Regions from separate parts of the Mus musculus genome. Here region 2 is linked to region 1. Evidence: chromatin loops called from intact Hi-C (ENCODE). Cell type or tissue: heart. All regions are shown on one strand.

Region 1 (8,000 bases):
CTATGTGGTGAGCCTCTCCGAGCCCCACGTGAGCACTGCCTTGAGCTCCTTTGACGCTCAAGGGAACCAACAGCTCCAGAAATGGCTGTTTGCAAAGTGCAGATGTAGAACCCATATTGGCAGCTGCAGGTCACAACCTGTGCCCTCACAGGGCATCTGAGGCTGTGCAGCACCTTGGGGCACTCTCTGCCTGAGTGCCTGATACAGACAGAGGGGAAGGAGCTTCGCAGGAGCTGGGCTGTGTGGTTTGCAGCGCACACCCTAAGGCCAGGCCACGGTGGAAGCAGCAGGGCTGGCTCGATGACTAGGGAAAGGGATGCCTATGCCAATGAGAAGTTGGTGTTGAGTTGGGTGGGCTGGAGCCCGGAAGGAAAGGGCATAGAGTGGTCAGTGTGATTGGCCGGTAAGCATTCTGGAGAAAGGCAGAAGGGAGCAGATTTATTGAGAGGCAGCACTGGTGATCCTTGGTAAATTTCCCTAGGTCCCTTTTCTGTCTTTTTGATAGGTGGTCTTATGTTCTTCTCAGGGACAAGTGCATGTGCGCATGTGTGCATCTTCATTGTACGTGTGTGGCATGCATGTGCATGCACGTGTACCCTACATACAGTACTTGTGTTTCTGTGGGATAGAATCTGATAGAATACCAGCAACACTGCTTTTGTAAGATTACTTCATGGCCTACATTGGGGATTAAGAACACAATTCCTCTCTAAGCTGGTGCCCTTCCTGTAGCCTGTGTCTTTAAGTCAAAGGTGCTTGGGTTGACAGACAGCAGCTCCCCAATACCCTCCCTGGTCTCCCTCTGCCTAGACCTCAGAAGAGAGCAGCAGCTCAGGTCTCTCAGTACTCAGTGCCGGGGTGGCTCTTCCTGGTCTCCCGGTGCACTCAGATGCTGACCTGGTTGTTTGAACAGGTGTAGGCGCAGATCTCGGGAGCAGGACAAATAACTGCCCCATCCTTCCTGCAGAGTGGGAGGACAGGGCTGATGTCACAGTGCAGGCAGGGCTGGTGCCCGAGGGATTTATTGCTCAGAAGGGCGGGGTATAGGCTTGGCAGAGATTAGTCCCCCTAGCCCTCAGTGCAGAGCAGCCATTGACTCTTCCCAGGCTACCATGGAGGCTGCAACACATCAAGTAGGTGGGTGCCATCCTGGGGAGTCAGGAGGGCCTTTATAGACGGGGTTCTTGACGTGTAACTGACCTGCTCAGACTCCTGGCTGGAGGACCACAGCTGACAGTGAGGTGGGGCTGTGTCTGCTCAGGCATGAGCCTGGAAGCAGGGGGATCAGCTGGTACTAAGGCGATGCCATCGGAACTTCAAGGAAGGAAGCGCAAGTCCCAGATAGCCTGATGGAGGAGGTTCCTGCTGGGCTTTCATACCTACAGCGGGTGCTCCTCCCTGGCAGCCCGGACCCATGGCCCACCCTGAGCTGCACTCACGTTGCCCTTGGGAGGCTAGGGGGTGCTCGTCCAACTCTTGTCAGCAGATTGTCCTTCCTAAACAAGTCAGAGATGGTTGCGTGTCTAGTGGGAAGTTTCCCAAATTGGCTTGGGTTGAACAGACTTGAGGATGTCTGTAGGGACAGGGACATTCCTATTTCAGACTTGGGACACCTGTGGGCAGGCCATTTAAGGGAGTCAAAGCTCAGGCAGCAGTGTGAAGTCAGATTCTGAAGGGCAGCCTCTATGGGGTGGGGCCAGTGTGCTGCATTGTCTGGTTCCGGGTCACTTGGCCTGTGGACATCCTGCTGGGTGTGGGTGAGGCTGGATATTGGAATCCTGTCAGCCTTCCTGCTGCCTGTGTTTGCCATCTTGCCAGTTGACTGGTGTTGTGAGGAGAGTTCACAGTATATAAGGATGTTGGCCTTCACGTCACTGTCTCCTATGGAACAGAATGCCAGGGCACCGGTGAAGGTAACCCCACTCATGTCTATGATATCCCTCCACCCACAGGCATGGCAGGACCTAGGCCAGTAGTGCTGAGCGGGCCGTCAGGGGCAGGGAAGAGCACTCTGCTCAAGAAGCTGTTCCAGGAGCACAGCAGCATCTTCGGCTTCAGCGTGTCTCGTGAGTGCCTCCAGACCTTGAAGGGCGAGGAGCTCAGAGGCTGTCCCAGCACAGGACTGTTCCTAGAGTCCCCAGATGCACACACCTGATCTAGCAGATGCTCTCCTCACCTTCCTCATCCCCATTACCCTCTCCCTTCCCAGGCCTCCATCTAGAGTAAGCATCTTGGCCCCAGTGACCTCTTGAGATCTGGTCTGGGCTGCCCACTGGCTGTGAGCACCACCCGTTGTTACATAACCAGAGGACGGAGCAGGCCGTCAAGGGAAGACCTGGGTAGGGGGAGGTTTGTAGATCCCTTCAGTGTGTGATAATTTTGTTTGTTTTTTTCCTAGATACTACAAGGAACCCACGACCTGGTGAAGAAGATGGCAAAGGTGAGCCGGCCTGCTAATTCAGGGGTTTTGGGCACCAGCTAATGAGTGTTGGGGTGGGGGTAGGGGGAAGGGGTAAGGTTGCTTTGTGCCTTGGCTGTAACAGCTTCATCCCCAGCAGGAGAATCTCTCTTGCTGTTGGGTTCACAGCTTGATTAGAGTCTGCATCATAGTGAAGGCTGAACCTTCTTCCTGCCTGGTGTATGGAACCTGGCCATTTCCAATCCTTCAGCAAAGACAATGGGGACAGTGGTATCTGTTCCAGCCTAGATCTGGCCATAGCAGTCCTGTGTAGGGTGGAGAGGGGCCAGGCCAGGCAGGGATGGGTTTTGGGTACCTTCTGGAAAGCTCTCTTCTTCTCCAGATTACTACTTTGTGACCAGGGAGATGATGCAGCGTGATATTGCAGCAGGGGACTTCATTGAGCATGCTGAGTTCTCAGGGAACCTGTACGGGACAAGGTGGGCTGAGTTTGGTGTGGGCCCAGCTTCATGGATCAGGGTAATTCCAGAACTGTTAACAAAAGAAAGCACTCTAGCATGTCACCTCTGACCTCACAGTGCCCTCCCAGTCTCCCGCCTAGGGCTGGGATGGCTTGCTAACCCCCTAGTCTCTGAGCATAGCTGATAGGCTCCAGGGAACAAGCAGGCCCAGTCATGCCCCAGGCTCATCTGTCCTCAAGCCATCTGGCGAGGCAAAGAGCCACATGAGGCACCTCACGTGGAGAGGTAGGCAGTGCCAGGCAGCCCAGGCCCAAACCTTTTTGGCTTTCGGCTACAGGACAGGTACAAAGGGCTGTGATGTCAGAGGGCCTGACAGGGTTGACTATATGCTTGGAAGTTCTGGAAAGTACAGAAGGTGCTGGGTTCACGAGAGCCTCTGCACTACCCAGGCCAGGCCCAGAATGGGCCTTGGGGTGGAAAGGGCCGAGTTTCTCTGAAGCTCTCGAAAGCCTTAAGAAGCTAACAAGGTTTAGCAGTCATTGCATGTATTTCCTGTGGGCTTAAGGGCCAGGTCTTCTCTTGTATCCACTGAACATCTATCTGCTCACTGCCCTTCCCTGCTCCCAGCAAGGAAGCTGTTCGGGCTGTGCAGGCCATGAACCGCATCTGCGTGCTAGATGTCGACCTACAAGGTGTGCGCAGCATCAAGAAGACTGATCTGTGTCCCATCTACATCTTTGTGCAGCCTCCCTCGCTGGACGTGCTGGTGGGTACTTGGTGTGGGAAACCTGCAGGGCAGGTCCTGAGACCTGCAGAATACTGACCTGACAAGGACCTGTATTTCAGGAGCAACGACTGCGACTGCGCAACACTGAGACTGAGGAGAGTCTGGCAAAGCGGCTGGCAGCTGCACGGACAGACATGGAGAGCAGTGAGTGCAGTCAGACCGTTCGTACCTTCTGAGCACGTGGCCAGCCCATCCACCAGAAATTGGGGAGGACCAAGGGTAAAGATGGAGGGGTCGAGACTGCTGTCTGCAGAGCCTTTGAGAGGCCACACTTGTTTACTGACTTAAGTGTTGTAGGTCTCTTTTTGTAGCTATGCTCTTGCTTCTGGGTCTGAGCTTGGTCCACATTCAGACACTGTCATTGAGACCGTTTGCTGTTTCCTTATGTGGCAGTCCATCCCAGGCAGAGCTGGTTCTGAGAGGCCTGGGCAGGGGCAGTGGTCCACACTCCAGAAGTCAGGACTTGATGGGAGCAGCCCCCAGCTGAGGTTCTCTAGAAGAGGGGAAGCAAGAGTACTGTCCAGCCCTGGCCATCCTACCACAGTGACGGCAACAGTAGCCATAGCCAGATAGCAGGTTGTTAACAGTGGGGCAAGCCCAGCAGGGGCCGAAGTCCCAGTGTTCCTGAATCTGTCTCTTGCCTCACCCCAGGCAAGGAGCCTGGCTTGTTTGACCTGGTGATCATCAATGACGACCTGGATAAAGCCTATGCAACCCTGAAGCAGGCGCTCTCTGAGGTAGGCCCTTCCCATCTACCCTGTCTTGGGGAAGTCCCCTGCACAAGCCATCCTGTGAACGCAGCAAACCCTGTGTTGCCGGGGCTCACACCCTGCTGTGTTGTAAGCAGCCCTGGCTTTGCCAGTTGCCAGAATGGTCAAGTACAGGTGCAAAGCCGGAGTCCCTGGGAACCCAGGGAGGATATGAGCCCTAGCCCTCCCTGGTTCCCTGCCTCTCCTGACTTTCTGTTTCCCTTCTTCCTTGGCAGGAAATCAAGAAAGCACAGGGAACTGGCCACGCCTGAAGGCCTGCTTCATTCCACAGAGTGATGTCTGTGGTCTAAATTTGCCTGGAGGTGGGGGAAACTTTGCCAGGGCACCAAGGACTTGTAGTAGACTTCCACTGTGGAGTAGAAGGAGCTACCCTTTGTCTGACCACAAGGTGGCTCTGCACCGTGGGCTGACTCACTGGCTGAATGACTCCAAAGAGTACCCATATCTAATCTCCCTGGACTATTTGTGTTCCTTTCCTTGTTCCTTCTGCTGGAGCGGGACTGACCTCTTAATAAAGTAATTACTGAATTATAGTGTCACAGCCCTCCATACTGGGCTTATGGCCTCTGGCTTTCTGCCCCTCCATGGTCAGCCCAGATGAAGGCTGCTAAGGGGGCTCTGCATAGGTGTCTAGTGGCCCTTGTCCCTGCCCGCATCCAGGGTCCACTAGTCATCAGAATGCTGGCTAGGGTTGCTCGTGTTCACTTCTTCCCCTGGGAGTCAGGCAACTGGGACAATCAGTATGGGCTGGAATCGTCTCAGCCCTAGACAACCTAGTGCTGCTGTCTCTTTGAGGTATTTCTGAGCCATTTGGGGACTCAGAGGGACAGATACCACTTGCCAGGAACAAAAGTGCCCAGCTGCAGGGGAAGAGCTAAGGTCATAATGCTGGCCCTGGAGCTGTGGGTGCTGTGTGTTCTTGGCCTTGGGTATAGGCAGCCAACCCAAGGAAGGGCAGGTGAGCCCTGTGAGGGCTGCAGGCAGGCAGAGTCCTGGGCCTTCTGTAAAGATCGCAAATTTTGAGCTCTAGAGGTTGTAGCAGGGTGCAGCATTCCTGAGGGAGATGTCCCTCCCCTCCTGTCCACGATGAGACATTCTGAGTGTCTGGTCCTGCTGTCCTCCCTCTTCCTCTGGGCTCCCAGCCCAGGCTGCTGGCTCCGCCCAAGAGAGCAATCCCAGCAGGGAGGGCAGTGGTTGTTGCCAGCTACCCCCACCCGGTGGTCAGCCACAGCTCTGCCTTGTGCATCTCCAGGTGAGGCTGCTCCTGGGGCAGACTTGGGGGTATTAACTGGATGTGGGTGTGAAGAGGGCAGGCAGGTACCCAGGCAGAAGTAGCCAGAGAGACTGGGAAGTCCTGGGCTGCCTCCAAAACTGCAGATGTTTCTCTAGAAGGGTGAGCCAGAACTGCCTGGACTTCAAGTGGAGGCTGGGGAGACCAGCAGGCCTGTCTAGATCCCTGCTGCTCCACCCCCAGGGACAATCATGGATTCAGACCCTAGGGGGAACAATGGAGCCCTTGAGGGCCCCTCCTCCATCCCCCATTGTGCTTGGTGGCGAGAGGTGGCCCTAGCCCCACAGTATGCCCTTAGAGAGGATCAGCATCCAGCCGGCAGGTGGAGGGGCTCAGCCGAAGGTTTGCATTTCCAGCCTGGAGAAGGTAGGGAGGGTACTGCTGGGGCTGCAGCCTGGCTGGGCCTTGACTGGTCTGTACTCCTTACTGCTAAGGTGGAGGTTCCCAGGTTCCTGCATCCCCTCTCAGGCTCTGTGGGGTGTGTCACAGCTGGTGCCAGATGCCACCCTGGAAGACTCACTGAGTCTCTGGCCAGATCTTGTCTTGCTGTATTAAGGGACCCTCAGGGTGTCCTTTAGCTTGGCTTCAGCTGGCTTTGTGGCTCTTTTGGGGTAACTAAACCCATGGTAGAGGGAGATGGGAACAAACCGGAGAGCCTAGGGTATTTTCAGTACCTCCCCCAGCAGCTGAGACCCTTCAGGCCATCTTAAGATGGGCCAGTCCACCCCAGCCAGTTGTAGTGTGTCCCAGGGATCAGTATGGGCACCAGGCCCAGTCTACTCAAACTGAAGAAACTTCATTATCCACTTGCCTGCTACCAAGCAGACCCTCTCAGCAGCTGGACCTACACAACCGCTGCTGTGTTAGTGTGGCGCGGTAGCCAGCACAGAAGTCTTTGGGATGCCACAGCAGTTCACTCTAAGTGCTTCCTTCCCACCTACCTTCTGTGTCTAGGGACTGCAGAGAGGGAGATATGAGGATGGGCAGCCAAAAGGGGAGATACAGGGTCCAAGGACGGGGAGGTTGGAGAAGATCCGTTTTGGAGGGCCTGCTGGCTGGAGTTGGCTCTGTATGGGACAGTGTGGACCCAGCTGGGAAGTGATTTCTAGAAATGGGGAGGGGAACCTGGCTCAGCTGTGGAGGGGCTGGCAGGACTGGAGAGACAAGGACCAGGGTGAGTATGGGCTTTCTACAAGGAATTGGGCACACGTGTGTACTCTGGGCAATGCCAAAGGAAGGCATGGAGAGTGGGAGGGGGTTGCCTACTCAGGCTAGTGCCTCCGTTTTTGGAATGCAGTTTAGCTGAAGTCTCAACCTGTAGGAGTTGTCTAGACTTAGGGTTGTGACTCTTACACCAGGTAGGTGCAGGCTAGCCCATCTGTTTTTCTGGTCCCCACAGTCTGAAGTTGAAGTTTTGCCTTCTTGAACTTCCAGGAATGTGACTTGGGTGCTGGTGAAGAAGGCCTCACAGGTCAAAGCGGGAGGTTGGTAGTTTCTGCTGGGTGCCATAACTCTGTGGTAGAGTCCTACATCTTCAACATGTTTAAATTTACAACAGAGGAGATAACAGTACAGAAAAGATCCCAGAGGACCTCATTTCCCATTCCATACTGGCATGAAACACATCACCATAATAAACTCTAGTGCTGCCTCTGTTAGTGAAAAGCCGCAGTCTGTGTGTTTCCTACATTCCCTTGCCCCTCCTGATACCACAGCACCTCTTAGTCTCCTTGTTTTAGCTGCCCATGGCTACTAAAATACTACTCGGGTATTTTTCAGGGTGCCCTCTTGGAAACTGGCCTGTGTTTTCTCTTGCTTTGTTGGGGTTATGGGTTTCAGAAAGAATACTATGGGGGTGATGAGCCTGTCTATATAGGTGCTATCAACAGCCATAATGGTGAATCATAGGGCTCAGGTGTCACGGCAAAGGTACAAGTCCCCATTTCATGCTGTCCTCTGATATGTTGCTTCCCACATGTGGCTGCTGGAGTGGGTGTGTGCTCCTCTTAACTGTGTGTCCCATCTCAGAGTTCCTCTGCACAGAGATGGGATGGTTCTCCAGTCATCAGCCTGGTTATTCATGGGTGCAGTTGTTATCTGGGGTATCTGTAACCAAAGCTGCAGTCTGTGATTCTACTTTCCTTAGTCTACTGGTTAAATTGTTACAGTGTCAGTGTAAGCAATCCACCTATCAGTGTGTGTGAGTATGTAAGCACGTTCTTCCTCTCTGAGCTTTCTCCACACTCTTGTTTCCCTCCTTAGCCTTCTGATC
Region 2 (8,000 bases), 220 kb after region 1:
CCTCAAGATGGGCGGGGTGTGACAGACACAGTGGCTAAATGGCTCTTTTCCATATCCACCCAAAAGCCTCCCCTCCACCAGTTCCAACCGGTTGGGGTTACCCAAGGGTTCTACACTACAAATCCCCGTGGATATTGATGATGGTGAGTCACCAGGGCTAAATGGGGGCAAACTTATTTCAGCAGTCAGGCTTAGAAAGATGGTGAGTACAGTTTGAGACACTAATTTCTAGTTGGAAGCGCTGGTCCTGTGTGGCATCCGGGTAAGGCAGAGCAGTGCCCAGACAACTGGGGTCCTTGGAGACCCGGGTCTCCACTTACCTTGGAAGCTTTTGAGCACCTCTATCTGTCCTGGAACTCTGCACAAGGTCTTGATAGCCGCGGGGAGGACCACCTCTGGGTACTGCACGCTGAAGCTCTCCTTCCTCCAGGGAATACAGACTCATGTCCCCTCTGCCTCTCCGTGTGCTCTGCCCTCCCCCACGTCCCCCACTACCTCTATTGAGGGTGACAGTACCTGTTCAAGGTGTCCTTCACATCCTGTAAGCAACAGAGAGGAGAGTTCAGAGCTGGTCCTGCTTGTTGGTGTCAAAGCTACCTCTGTTGCCCGCTACTTTGGGACATGTCCTCAGCTGGACAGTCCCTTGTCAGATAACAACTTTGTACTCTTCCTGGAAGCTTCCCTTTCACTCCTGCTTGGCAGACCCTAAGCATTTCCCTCAGTCCACGGTCGCAAGCCTGAGGTCTGGTCAGCGGAGAGGAGGCCAAGTCCTGGGAACCATGATCAGCACTTAAGGTAGTGGAGACAGAGGGCAGAACCCCTGCTAAGCAAGCACTATCACTGAGCCACACCACCCTGCTCTTTCCCCACGCCTCCTCCCTAGAATCCAGTAAACCCCGAGTCAGAAGTCCTTCACATACCGTGCTTTTGTGTATGTGTGTGTGTTGTGATACTGTTTATGCGTCTGGCACAGAGAATGCTAACACAATAGAACAGAGCCATCTCTAACAGTGAACCATGGCGAGCTTGTGCTCACAAATCATTAAGCAACCTTGGCCCTTGAGTCTCACAGAGCTTCACTTAAAGGAGGCTGGGCCCCTCCCTGCTAAGCAAGCACTCTACTGCTGGCTGATCAAGCGTCTCTGAGGCAACAGAACTCGGCTAGCCTCACTGCTCCTGTGAATGTTCCTCATGCACACCTGCAGAGCACCTCACAGTAGCTTTGATAGCCAAGACAGTCACTGCTGATAACACGAAGCATAGAGATATTGAACAAAGGGATGCCTCCCTCCCAGCCCAGGTGGATTTTATCATATTCCTCAGAATAGCATGCAGTTTAAAACTTGATGACTGTTTACGTCTGGATTTTCTCCTTTGATATTTTCAGGTTGAGCAAAAATGAAGCCATCTGGGGATTAAGCTGTGGATAAGGAGGGAGCAGTTTCCTCCTCTGCAGACCTCTGGTAGCTGCTGATGCAGTTAGGGTGTCAGGGAGCACAGTGGGCGTGGATGGCGGAGGGGCTGGGGGTGACAGCCTAGGGTCCCTGGAGATTTTCTAGAAGCCAGAATCTACAGAAGCACCCCTGGCCTAGAAAACTACAATGGCCCACCTGCCTTGGCTAGCTATGTTAGGTTCCCAGCAACATCAGGTTGGAGTTTAATTCCTAGTGTCACGGTATTGAGCAGAGTGTGGGAGGGCCCTTAAGAGTTAATTAGGCCACAGGTCCTCCATGGTGAACGGAGACGAGAAAGGGTGTTGAAGTCAGTCTACCCTTGTTCACTCTGGCAGGTGTTGGCGGGCTGTTACGTCATGTCATGTCATGAGCAGAAGTGGAGCCGTGGGCGGTAGCATGCTCTTGGACTTCCAGAACCCTGGGCCAAAACCGCTTTTTAAGAAAGTATTTGTTGTCTCTCCCTTTGTGTGTGTGTGTGTGTGTGTGTGTGTGTGTGTGTGTGTGTGTGTGTATACTGTGGACAATGTGGACTGTTTGCTGTGAGGCACCGTGTAGCGCTGGGACAAGACAGGCTAGTGACCTTCAAATATCAGCCCAGCCTCATCCTTTCTGTCAGGCTGTGTTTGTTTTGCAAGCCCCTGGGCTGAGTGCACATCTTCAGGCCACACCCCTCCTCGTGGTGTACCCATGGGTGCACGTGTTCAGGCCACACCCCACCTCCTGGTGTACCCACGGGTTTGTGGCAACACAGAAAATCCCAAAGACAGGAGCGCCTCAGCAACCTCTGGCCTCACCTGCAGCATCTGGAGGGGCTCCTGCTGGCTCCGCTCCTCCAGCTGCAACAGGATCAGGTCCAGGGAGCGGCTTTGGTGGTCCAGGGAGGCCTTGCTGTCCTGCAGCTTCCCTAAGGTGTCCTCTTCCTCCTTCTTCAGGACCTGGAGGATCCTCCGTTCTTCTTCCACCAGAAACAAGACCACCTTCTGAAACTCCTCCAGGATGCGTTCTCTCCGCTCTTTCACTCTCTCCTGTCGAAATGGAATGGGGGAACCCCAAACTGGCTATGAGATGGATTCAGAAAGGAGGGATTTCCTTCAGGGTTGCCACACAGCAATTCTGGGACAACCGGTGACCTAGAATTCTTAGGAAAAGTTGGGGAAGCCAGACTTTTGACCAAGACTCTCCACACCATCCCTATTGCACCCTAACAGGCCTTGAGTAATAACACCCATACATTCAAATGTCCATGTGTCCTGGTGTCAGTGGGCTTAGAACATGCAACCTCAAAGAAAGACACAGGCATGATTCATAAAAAAGGACGGGGGACTCCTAATGACCAGGCTAAAATGATTTTGGAGTTACCCATGTCCCTAAAGCTGTTGTTCAAAAATAGTAAGAAATCAAGAGTTTCAAAGACAGCAGACAAACTTCTTAAATACCTGCCCCCCTCATGTTTTATGCACTTGTTTATCTTTCCTTCCTTCCCTCTGAGAGAGGCTTTTCCCACATAGCTCTGGGTATTCTGGGACTGGTTACATAGTTCAGGTTGACTCTGGACTAACAGGCCTTGCTTTTGCCTCCTTGAGTTCTGGGATTCCAAATAAGCACCAGCAAAGCCGCATCCCCCAGACCCGAGCAGGCCGTTTCCTGTGAAGAGGAAGAAGTCAGCCTTTGCCCAACCTAAGATTACCTAAGATAATCTATGGTTAACAAACTAATGTCTTCCTGATCCCACTTTACAAGGGAGATAACTTTGAAATGAAAGGACCACCTGCAGCCTTTCTCAGTTTTTTAAATCAAAGATACAGCCCACATCTATGTTATGGAACAGGCTTCTAGAATGAAGAAATAGAGCTATTTAAGATCTAAATAACAAGATTCTTTTAAAAGGGGGCTGGAGAGATGGCTTAGGGCACCTAGACATTCACCTCACATCCTTCCTAAGCCATAGTTCCAGGTGATCTGATGCCCTCTTCTGGCCTTGCTGGACATTGCATACACATTATTCATATATACATGCAGGCAAATACCAATACACATAAAATGAGGATAATTTTATTTATTTTTTTTATTATACATAAGTATACTATAGCTGACTTCAGACACATCAAAAGAGGGCATCAGATCACCTGATGTATCTAGTGTTAAAGCACTCTTTACGGGTGGTTGTGAGCCACCATGTGGTTGCTGGGATTTGAACTCAGGACCTTTGGAAGAGCAGTCAGTGCTCTTACCTGCTGAGTCATCTTACCAACCCGAGGATAATTTTTAAAAACAATTGTTTGAACCATCCAGGTGCAGTAGTGCTTGCCAGTACACATAGCTATTGGGGAGGCTGAGGCAGGAGGATTACTTAAGCCTATGAGTTCAAGGCTAACCTGAATTTATGAGCACCCGTCAAAAAAATTTTTTAATGTGTTGTTATTTTGTTCTCTGGCAGACTTCAGGTGTTCTAGCAGGCTTCACCTGAGGCTCACTTTAAAAATCCTGCTCACCTGTTGTGTTGGCTCAATTTGTAGGTCAGGCACCGAACCTGCAGAGTACAGGAACCCTTTTCCTCCTTGAAGCCCTGAAAGGCACTTTCCTGTCACAGATGAGGATAGGTATAGGCACACAGGGTGGAACAGCAGCCATTGGGCACCTACCTGCCACTCAGTTAAGGTCTGTTCCTCCTTGGCTTGCAGTGTCTCCGTCTTCATCATCTCCTCCCGTAGATATTTTATGTCCTCCTCCAACTTGAGCTGGACACACAAACAGGCCTCCGGTCAGCAGACCCCACCTCTGCCCACATCTGGAGTGCAGTCTCTGCAGCTGTACTGACGACCCCAGAGATCCTCCTACAGACAGGGTGGTCTAGCTTCCCATTCCAGCGGCCAGGAAATGAGCCTCTCTTGACCTGGGCTTTGGAGGTTAGCTCCTGGTGATGTATGTACACTGTGTTGGTAAACTGTCTATGCGGCTTGAGCTCACTGAGAAGCTGGCTCTGGAAGCAGGGTTAGCCCCACCCCCACCCACTCACATCTATTTTACACCCAGGCATGTTTGTCGAAAGTGCCCTTGAAAGCCCCTTGTCCTGAGATTGGCTTCTCCCCTAACTCTGATGTAACAGGTCGGAGTAAAAAACAAACAGCAAAATAGCCCAAGAGTAAAAATGTTGTGTGCTTAGAAACAACTATAAGACAAGCCACTCCCGGGGCTGGTGAGATAGCTCAGTGGGTTGAGAGCACCAACTGCTCTTCCAAAGGTCCTGAGTTCAGATCCCAGCAACCACGTGGTGGCTCACAACCATCCATAACGAGATCTCTCTTTTCTGGAGTGTCTGAAGACAGCTACAGTGTACTTACATATAATAAATAAATAAATAAATTTTAAAAAAGACAAGCCACTCCCAACAGAGGTAACTATTGTTTATCCTGTGATGTAAAAATGTATCTAGTGTTAAAGAGAAGCCAGAATTTCAGTCATCAGAAGCACATTGAGAGAGAGAGAGAGAGAGAGCTCAGTTAGCCAAGCCAAGCCAAACCAAACCAAAAAGCCTCTGCAGCTGACTGCCTCAACTTGCCTAGTCAATTCTGCTGACCCTTATTCGATGATGTTGCCTTTTCTCTCTTGATCAGGCTCCTCCCTCAATTGTTTCTGCTGGACTTCGTAAACTCATTTGATTACACTTTGCCATCTATGTACTGACTATCTGCTACTCACTATGTGTTCTTACCTTTGCCTGCCACTCGTTAGTTAATAAACGTGGCTACTGTAGACCATCCCTGGGAACATGTGGATGAGTCACACACCTATTTTGTTCTGGAGGCAAAGGATACTTCCTCCTGTTGTGGCTGTCTCTAGACGGTCCCCCCCCCCCTCTGTTAGTGCCAGTGCTCTTATTATGAAATGAAGGTTTACATTGAGGCCAACTTGCCTGAACTTCCACTCCCCCTCCTGGACTTGCAACCCCTGACCCTGCGTTCACCTTATACTCCCTTGCAGCCTCATCCAGAGGCAGCACCCTGTGCATCCGGTGCTCCTGGGCCTCCCTGCAGACCACACAAATGGGGCTCTGGTCATCCTGGCAGAACAGCTTAAGGGGTTCTTGGTGTGCTTGGCACAGGTCTCGCTTCTGCAGCCCAGGGTGCTGGCGGGCCATCTCAGCCACTTTTGTCAGGAGGCGGTTGGGCCTCAGGTTCCTCTGAGGGGACATCTCCCTGCACTCGGGGCAGGGGAAGGAGCCCTTCTGCTTCTTCTTCCCTTTCTTGACCTTCCCCTTCTCCCAGCTCATCTGGATGCACTCTCTGCAGAAGTTGTGGCCACAGGCAGTCATCACAGGATCAGTAAAGTAGTCAAGGCAGATGGAACATGTGGCCTCCTCTTGTAACCGTCTGGCAAGCTCCACCGCATCCATGGCTCCTGGGGAGAAACAAGGGGAGCGCTTCCACTGTAAGCCCTTGGCGAGCAGGATCCCAGAATGGCGCCTTGCTCAACTCCCCTGGGGCCCCTGTACAGCATAGCACAAGTGCCTCCTCTGCTGATCCACAGATGGGAACAAAAGCTGCTGTCCAAATGTGGAATACAAAGGCACTGACCAAATGCTAGCCAGACCCCTGAACCTCAGTTGCTAAGCTTGGGCTTGGCGTCTGGGTCAGCTTAGTTACGAGCTCCCTCCTGGGCCTTTGGGGACTCCCAGCTGTTCTGCTGTGTTTGCTGTCAAGTAAGTCCTATGTCTGCCCTGGAGCCACATCTCTACCCAAAAGGCTGCAATAGTCAAGGGTCAGAACTATGTCTTTAACTCACCCCTGGTAAAACAAAGAAACTTAGAAAGGAATAGAAATCCTTTCAGTTAAGGTGCAATGCAGAAAAGATACAACAAAACACAGATACAGGGGTTCCATATAGACACATGGACACACCAGCACATTCATACGCAAGTACAGGGCCTGCATGTAGACATGCAGATACATATACAAGCTTGCACATGGGTAAAAATGTTTGTAACTACACATGCACACATCCACACAGAAAACGTGCAAGCCCACTTACACACCACAACAAACACAGGCATGTGAACATGGATGCACTCTGAAGGCACATACAGCATGCACACGTGCACAAGAACACACATGCATGCATCCCTCAAGTCCAAGTCCTGCTAACGCAGGCGGTGGAGACCCTGAACTGCCCCTAATTCTGCTTCCCAAGGTCCTTTTTGAGAATTTGGGAATGAGGTCGACTCTCAGTGCTCCCCATCTTGTTCTCTCCTCTGAATCCTGAAAGCCAAGCATCTTCGGATATTCCAGAGTGGCTGCCATGTTAATTTCATCTGAACTTTCTATGAGCAGAGCACAGGGCATTACCTTCTCCCGACCCAATCTCAAGAGTCTCACCACCTAGTCAGAACCACCTAGTCTGACCTAGTCTGACCACCTAGTCAGAACCAGGGCCAAAGGGCCCTGGCTTCCCTAGAGCAGAGACAGACATCAGGGTTCTTGGGTCATCTAAGGTCAATGAGGGCTCATCCAGGAGACCCACGTAATCAGAGTGGTCCACGGTTTGAAGCTTATGGTTTGACTTTGGTGGGGACAGGAGAAGGAACCCCCTAGTCTCGACCCAGACAGTGAGTGAGCGAGCGAATTCTCTGGACGGTGGTTACTCACAAGGAAGGAGCCTTGCACTGCGCCAGGTGCCAGGGGCAAGTGCGCCGCATGGGGGAAAGGCTGGGTTTGTGCTACAGCACTAGGGAAGACCAGGAGCTGGGGCAGAGGGCCATTGTGGCGTCAACTCACGCAGGCAGGTTGCTTGGCAGAGATGCCGCGGGGGCGGGGCTGAGGCTGCTACACCGAAGGGAGGAGGCGGGGGCTTCGTTGCTTAGGGTGGAGCCAGGGAGAAGGGGGCGGTGACAGAAATATGGCTTCGCTAGACCATATTTGTGGGACCAATAAATAGATCAATAGGGCAAAGAGATTAGGTGGAGACTCAGGTGGGGAATGCAGGGAAAATGTGGTCGGGTTTGCATGGATTGAGGCTAGGAAAATGAAAAGGGGGCAATTTAGAAATTAGCAACTCAAAGTTGGGAGGTGGTGATCCCTGCCTTTAATTTCAGCACTCGGGAGGCGGAGGCAGAGGCAGGCTCATCTCTGAATTTGAGGCCAGAGGGAGTTCCAGGACAGCCAAGGCTACACAAACAGTCTTTAGACTCACCCACCCCCCCATCCTGCCCCCCTCTACCTCCCCTCTGCCTCCTTGCCCTCCCCTGCTCCCCCATCCCTGGGCTTGGAGACATAATGGGCTTCAAAACTCTTCAGTTGCATACTTATATTATATGCACACCCTAGGAGTAATTTATGTATTTAACATTGGCATTAATGAGTGATTCCACTACAAAGGAGAGGTAAAGTTTTCTGTGTTAACCTCACAGGCTTATTCAGGCTATTCCCCTCAGCCCTCCACTAATGCAGTTCAGTTAACCATCTCGGGTTCCTCCCAGTTTGATTTCTGATCAAGCCGGTTAGTCTCCATGCCGGTCATCTCTGAACACCACCCTTTTTGTATGGCTCAGAA

What was found. A loop is a pair of places that touch in the nucleus more often than their neighbours do. Peaks named below come from ENCODE experiments on the same cell type or tissue, not always from the same donor. Only the 100,000 strongest peaks of a DNase experiment are listed, where the experiment ranks them.
Region 2: a loop joins it to region 1, with 2.0 times the contacts of the local background. A loop is called at or near these places in 11 of 42 quality-filtered maps.

Annotation. Positions count from the first base shown.
Region 1 is chr11:59,180,840-59,188,839 of GRCm38, reverse strand. It overlaps Gjc2 (gap junction protein, gamma 2), which reads left to right and starts at 6,014. Exons shown (of 2, transcript NM_175452.4): 1 at 6,014-6,094. It overlaps Guk1 (guanylate kinase 1), which reads left to right. Exons shown (of 8, transcript NM_008193.3): 2 at 1,953-2,066; 3 at 2,399-2,440; 4 at 2,802-2,898; 5 at 3,508-3,646; 6 at 3,727-3,811; 7 at 4,319-4,404; 8 at 4,653-4,985. The coding sequence ends at 4,688. In heart, a CTCF peak has its summit at 4,822 (motif pointing right); DNase peaks (open chromatin) are centred at 3,159, 4,799, 5,739, 5,869 and 1 weaker place; H3K27ac peaks cover 1,662 bases.
Region 2 is chr11:58,962,966-58,970,965 of GRCm38, reverse strand. Trim17 (tripartite motif-containing 17) reads right to left here and starts at 7,185. Exons shown (of 7, transcript NM_031172.3): 1 at 7,097-7,185; 2 at 5,419-5,852; 3 at 4,097-4,192; 4 at 2,249-2,479; 5 at 517-539; 6 at 321-424. The coding sequence starts at 5,847. In heart, a CTCF peak has its summit at 3,434 (motif pointing left); DNase peaks (open chromatin) are centred at 2,215, 5,765 and 7,175; H3K4me3 peaks cover 510 bases; H3K27ac peaks cover 937 bases; H3K27me3 peaks cover 1,446 bases.